Linked DNA regions of Mus musculus: region 2 is linked to region 1. Evidence: chromatin loops called from intact Hi-C (ENCODE). Cell type or tissue: gastrocnemius. All regions are shown on one strand. Links, peaks and the distances in the headings refer to the core of each region. The heading gives the core; the rest is flanking DNA.

Region 1 (2,805 bases), core at 46-2,545:
CTGATTAATTAGTTTATTTATAGACAGAATTTGGTACATGCTATGCAATACATGCTGGTCTCAAATTCATGGTAACTCCTGTTTCAGATTCTAGTGCTGGTGTTACAATTGTTTACCACCAAACACATCTTCGGGTTCTTTTTTTTTAAGGTTCAAGTTTAGGACTTTCAATTTCTAGGTTCTTAAAAAACTTGGCATAGGTTACTGAGGATACAGCTACCAATAACTAATCAAAGATTATTAATATCTCAAATGCTGATGCATATACATCTTTCATAAATTCTTGAAATGCTAGAATTTATTTAATATTCAGTTACAACTTATATTCAGTATATCAACTTCACAAAAGACAAAGTAGTTTTTGTTGTGAAATATATGGATCTCTGCCAAAAATGGCTATTCTCTTTTCTGAGTCAAGAGATGTCATCGGGAATCTTGTGGTTGGTGTCTGCATGGCTTCCCAGTGAGACTCTTGCCCAGACCTGCTTCTAGTTCCATGCACCATTGTCCCTGAGTCATATCCATTGGGAGAGCAAGGACTGACCTTTTCTAGGTTTGCCCCATTAAACTTTTCATGATTTTTTTCCACCCTTTTATTCTCTGCTTGGTTTGGTTGGATAAAACTCTGGGGGACCCATAAGAGACCTTAGGAGGTAGATTCTGAGTAATTATATGTGGATGCTTCTCTGCCAATGCATACTAAAAACACATATTTTGGTTATTAAAAGAATAATATTAATTTCTTTATGTGGAACAGACTAGTGTTTTTAGAAAACTATTTACAGTCTTAAACTTTTTGGACATGATAGTATCTGGCAAAGCTTAAATGTCTCTGGAATCAACACTTCTATCCAGAGAGATAAATAGATTTTACTAATGATAATTACTTTTATTTCAAGGGTCAGAAGACCGACTGAAACAAGTTAAGCAATAAATGGAATTTATTACAATTTCCGGAATATCTCATAGACTGGGAAAAGACTCAGTCTGCAGTAATGGGTAGAAATGGGGTAATAAATTCTACATTTCTGTTTCTTGTATTTATTATTTTCTCTGGGAATATATTTAAAGCAGTCTTTTTACTTTCATTTGTTCTTAAGCTAAATCTTGAGTTTTTCAATTCTATTGCTTTCCTTATTTTGTTACCAATACCTGTTATATTTTTACGGTTTGAAATGTCATTAGTTTTAATGACTTATATATTTAACTGCCTTCTTGCAAATTTACTGTGATAATCTCAGCTTTTTATAAAGTCAGATGTACTTTGTAATCTGTCTTCTAGTATGGGGTATAACTGGGGTACATGTTCTCAACTATCTGTAAGATAAATTTGTAACTGACATTATTTAGAGACTCTCTTACCTTACGAAAAGTTAGATTCTAGCTTGGAGTTTACTAGTCTAGACTTTATACCACCTAATGGAAAAGAAACTCTCCAAATTTTCTATAATCATTTGAATAAAGTATTAGTCACAAATAGGACTTTGATGAATAATTTTGCCATAGATTCCTCTTTACTTTAATATATTTTAAACAATTTTAAAGATATTTTTAAGATATTTTCTTCATTTACAATTCAAATGCTATCCTGAAAATCCCTTATACCTTCCCCCCGCCCTGCTCCCCAACCCACCCACTCCTGCTTCCTGGCCCTGGTGTTCTCCTGTATTGGGGCATATAATCTTTGCAAGACCAAGGGCCTCTCCTCCCAATGATGGCTGATTAGGCCATCTTCTGCTACATATGCAGCTAGAGACATGAGCTCAGGAGGTACTGGTTAGTTCATATTGCTGTTCATATTTCTCCTATAGGGTTACAGACCCCTTCAGCTCCTTGGGTACTTTCTCTAGCTCCTTGATTGGGGGCCCTGTGTTCCATCCAATAGCTGACTGTGAGCATCCACTTCTGTGTTTGCCAGGTGTTTCTGTAGCTGCTTTATAGGTGCACATCAGCAACACACTTCAGTCTTTGCACAACTTTCCTTTAATGAGTACCCTTTGAAGCCTTGTTATGGGTCAATATTCATTAAAAAAAAAAAACTGGATTGCAGGTGATCTGTGCGCCTTTCAGCTTTGCATTCTGCCATAGCATCAAGTGTCTCTTGTAATTTGGGTTGTTAAGTGACATCAGGTGACTCAGTATTAGATTTACCATTACCTCATCACATTAGGCTATATACATCAGAAATGAAAGCAGGGAATCATAGAATACATGCCAGAGTTCCATCTCTGTTAGTCTTGTAAGATATTTCAGAAATTTTCAGTGTTTCCCTCGCCCCCTGCCTTCTTTTTTACACTTAAAATATTTTATCTCCTGTTGGTTAAGGAACCAGTTAAAAAATCAAATTTTGTATGTGTTAAGCATTATATCAGTAGCTAGTGTGGATAAAATTAAGGGAAAACATTTATAAGTAACTTAATTAGCTCTGTTCTGATTTCACTAGCCTGTAGTCAACATGTATTCAACATGAGATAGTGGGCATGTCTTGAACTCTATTGTAGTATCTTAATTTTATATTTTTCAGTAATTTTATATATTGATATCTTACCACTATTGACAAAAATTTAAGCAATGTTTACTGGATAGAAATAAAAATTTAAAGCATTAATTATAGAGTTTTGTCTTCTATTAAGCTATATTTCAATAGATAATATGAAATAGGTTATTATATAATTTATTAAATTTGATCATCTAGTAAATGTGGAAATTCATATATTAGTCAGTTTTGAGTGAGAGAAATAGTCACTAGGAGTGATAAGAAGGAAGTCATGTTCGTTTGGTTTGATTTTATACATTGTGGAGTAG
Region 2 (2,805 bases), core at 30-2,529, 260 kb before region 1:
TCCCTTCTGCTCTGGCTGGGATTGGCTTTGGATTGTGTGTGGACTTGTAGTTTGTTAGAATTTCCTTTTTAAGAGGGATTATCTATAGATGGAGGCCTTTTGAAGATTTTTTTTTTTTGGTACTGTTTTGCTCGATGCAAAAACCTTTTAAATTAATTCTGTAATACCCACGCGATTACTCAGGGCGACATCATGGACTTCCGAAATGGGGGGGGGGGGGAAGAGTCTGTTTCACTACAGAATTCCTCCTTCGCGAAACCATAAATAAAAAGAGCGTCATCTTTCAAATCCCACTATCTGTCACCTAGAACATTCTCATATAAGTTCCTCCTGTTCATGTTGGAAGCGGACTATAGTTAACCATTTAAAACTCTAAATAGGTACTCTCTGGCCGCGGCTGTACTAAGGTGCCTGCACATGGAAGCACGCGCGGGGGGGTGGGGGTCACTGAAATGCATCCACACGCACACGTTGCAATTTTAGCTGAGATTTTACATTTTTTTTTTTTAAACCGGAAGGTACCTGCTATAAGGTCAAAATCCCCGCACAGCACCTGCGACCTTGCACGGTGCGAGGTTAGAGCTCCTAAAAACGTGGAGATTGACTTCTCTCGCTCCAGTCCTCACCTGTTCGCTGCTACCCTGGGCTCTAGCTGCCTTCTGGCGACGTCTCTAACTTATCCTGGCACCTCATTCGCCTGGCTTGCGCTCTCTCCTTGCCCTCTCGGTGTTTCTCCAACCACTCTCCTCCTTCGCCTAGGGTTTGGAACTAGAGATGGCAGGGGAAGTGGCATGCGTTATTTCCGGGCGCTGGCCTGCGTCCCCCCAACTCCACGGCTGAGGGTGGAAGACGCTCGATCGGCCGACTCAGTCGCGTCCCAGCCACTCTGGGCTCAGGACAGCAGGGCCTCTCCGGCCACCGCGGCTCACGCGGCGTCGGAATCCGTGGAGTCTCCAGCAGGCGAGCGCGGGCGCCGCTGCGCTTCCCGAAGGAGCCGCCAGGGGGCGAGCGCCAGGCGCGGGCCTCGAGCTGCTTTCTTCTGCGGGACTCAGTACCTGCTGGGGGGCTTCCTTTCAAAGAAGTGGGTTGGCCGGCTTCGGGAGTCTAAGATTTCTAGTATAAACGTTAGGCAAGGTGGAATTTCTTGTCACCCCCCTTAGCCACATTCCCTTTGAGATTGAGCTGGTTCGATTCCGAAGAAATTCGAAATTTCCACCCAGGAGCTAGGAGGGTCAAAGGCAGGTTGTGGGAGGCAGGTCAGAAAGGAGTTGCTGGTGTGTGACCAGCTAGCATCTGAAAGCAGAGCTGGCAAGGGAAACACCTCCCCTCACACCCTTGCACCCGGTGGCCGCTTCTTGGGAGACATTTGCCCCATGCCATTTCCTCCAGCGCCGCAGGAGCTCTGCCAACAGGTCATTAGGAATCAAAGCATAAAATAGAATTTAAATCAGGAACTTCCGGATGCTTGGGGAAGAATGTAAGAATTCCTACTTATCTTTCATACATTAGAAAGGATTTTAGGTAATAATCTACTGGTTTTCTCTCTCATAATCCTCACATTAGGAAAACATTTTTACCTGTAACTTAAGAGCAAAATAAATGGAAGAATCTGTTGGATTCTCTTAAATTATTCCTTAGGCTGTATCTTAGTGCTTTATTGTTTTTCAGCCAGTGAAGTGTATAAGCTACTATATTGTGCTTCCAAAGACTACTGTTAAAATAAAAAAAGACTAATTGTATTTGTGCACACATTGTATATGCACAATGAGGTGTTTCATGAAACCGCTGTGCCTCCAAATCAGTTATCATGCTCACAGATTAAAACTGGAGTCCACTGTGGAAGAGAATCCAGGGTAATGGTAGCGCTCAGACAAACATCAAGAGAACTCTCACTTTCAGATGTGTTGTGGAAAGTTCTAGAAAGAGAACTCTGCCCTAAGCAGAGGTTTTACCACTTGTCAGGCACTGTGAAACAAAACACAAACAAGTCCAAGGGACTCGATGTTGCAATGAGATACTCAACTCCAGGTTCCCAGGACTCGTGAAGTAATATACTTTACCGGGGCTAGCTGTTGAGCAGAGTCTGCTGTGTACTAGTGTTCTCAACTCTGGCTTTATTTTCTGATTTCATATATTTGTTCTTCATAACTATAGCCTTCCTCATTTGTTGTTATTAGTGAAGTAGAATATAAACACTCTGGGACTCTCACCTCCTCAGGTCTTTGGTAGAAGGTAGTGAAGAAGAAGGTGTAAGCAAGCATCTTTAGAGTTGTGTGCAATGAACTGAAACACTGTTTAGGATTGTCCTTGCCAGCTGGTCTAAGCTGTTTGGTCTTCTTTACAATGTGGGCAAAGTGTATCTATAAAAGATTCTCAATCTAGTTTCTTTCTGAGATTTGAAAAAAAAAATCCCTTCACCTTCCTAGGTTTGGTGTTAGTTTTGAAAATGTAAGAGAAAATTTTGCAAACATACAATGTGCTTTTAACACAAAGAGTTAATCAGTATTTAAACATTTTGTTCTACTACCAAAGGAGTTTTTGTTGGTTTGTTTTTTGGTTTTGTATTTGTATTTAAAGACAGCACAGTTACATTTTGGACCAGTTGGCCACCATTTTCTTTTTACAGCCCACCTGAGGTAGTAAAATTCATTTATGCAAGAACTCTTCCCGGACCTTCCAGCAGCAGAGGGCTCTGTGCTGTGGGGACCTTTTCATTTGGCAGCCAGGGCTGTTATCATTTTATGTTTTGAATTTCTTTGATTCCTCACATTCTGGTGATAGTGCCTCCAGGAAGGGAATTGGGAG

The links. A loop is a pair of places that touch in the nucleus more often than their neighbours do. Peaks named below come from ENCODE experiments on the same cell type or tissue, not always from the same donor. Only the 100,000 strongest peaks of a DNase experiment are listed, where the experiment ranks them.
Region 2: it touches region 1 in a loop (4-fold over the local background); 2 of 42 quality-filtered maps call a loop at or near these places.

The regions. Positions count from the first base shown.
Region 1 is chr14:106,156,318-106,159,122 of GRCm38, forward strand. No RefSeq gene overlaps it. Among named protein-coding and RNA genes, the nearest start is that of Trim52, 52 kb to the left of the region's middle. In gastrocnemius, for the core only: no CTCF peak of the experiment used is centred there; no DNase peak of the experiment used is centred there.
Region 2 is chr14:105,898,037-105,900,841 of GRCm38, forward strand. No RefSeq gene overlaps it. Among named protein-coding and RNA genes, the nearest start is that of Spry2, 2.6 kb to the left of the region's middle. In gastrocnemius, for the core only: a CTCF peak has its summit at 996 (motif pointing right); DNase peaks (open chromatin) are centred at 466, 954 and 1,311; H3K4me3 peaks cover 1,419 bases; H3K27ac peaks cover 1,457 bases.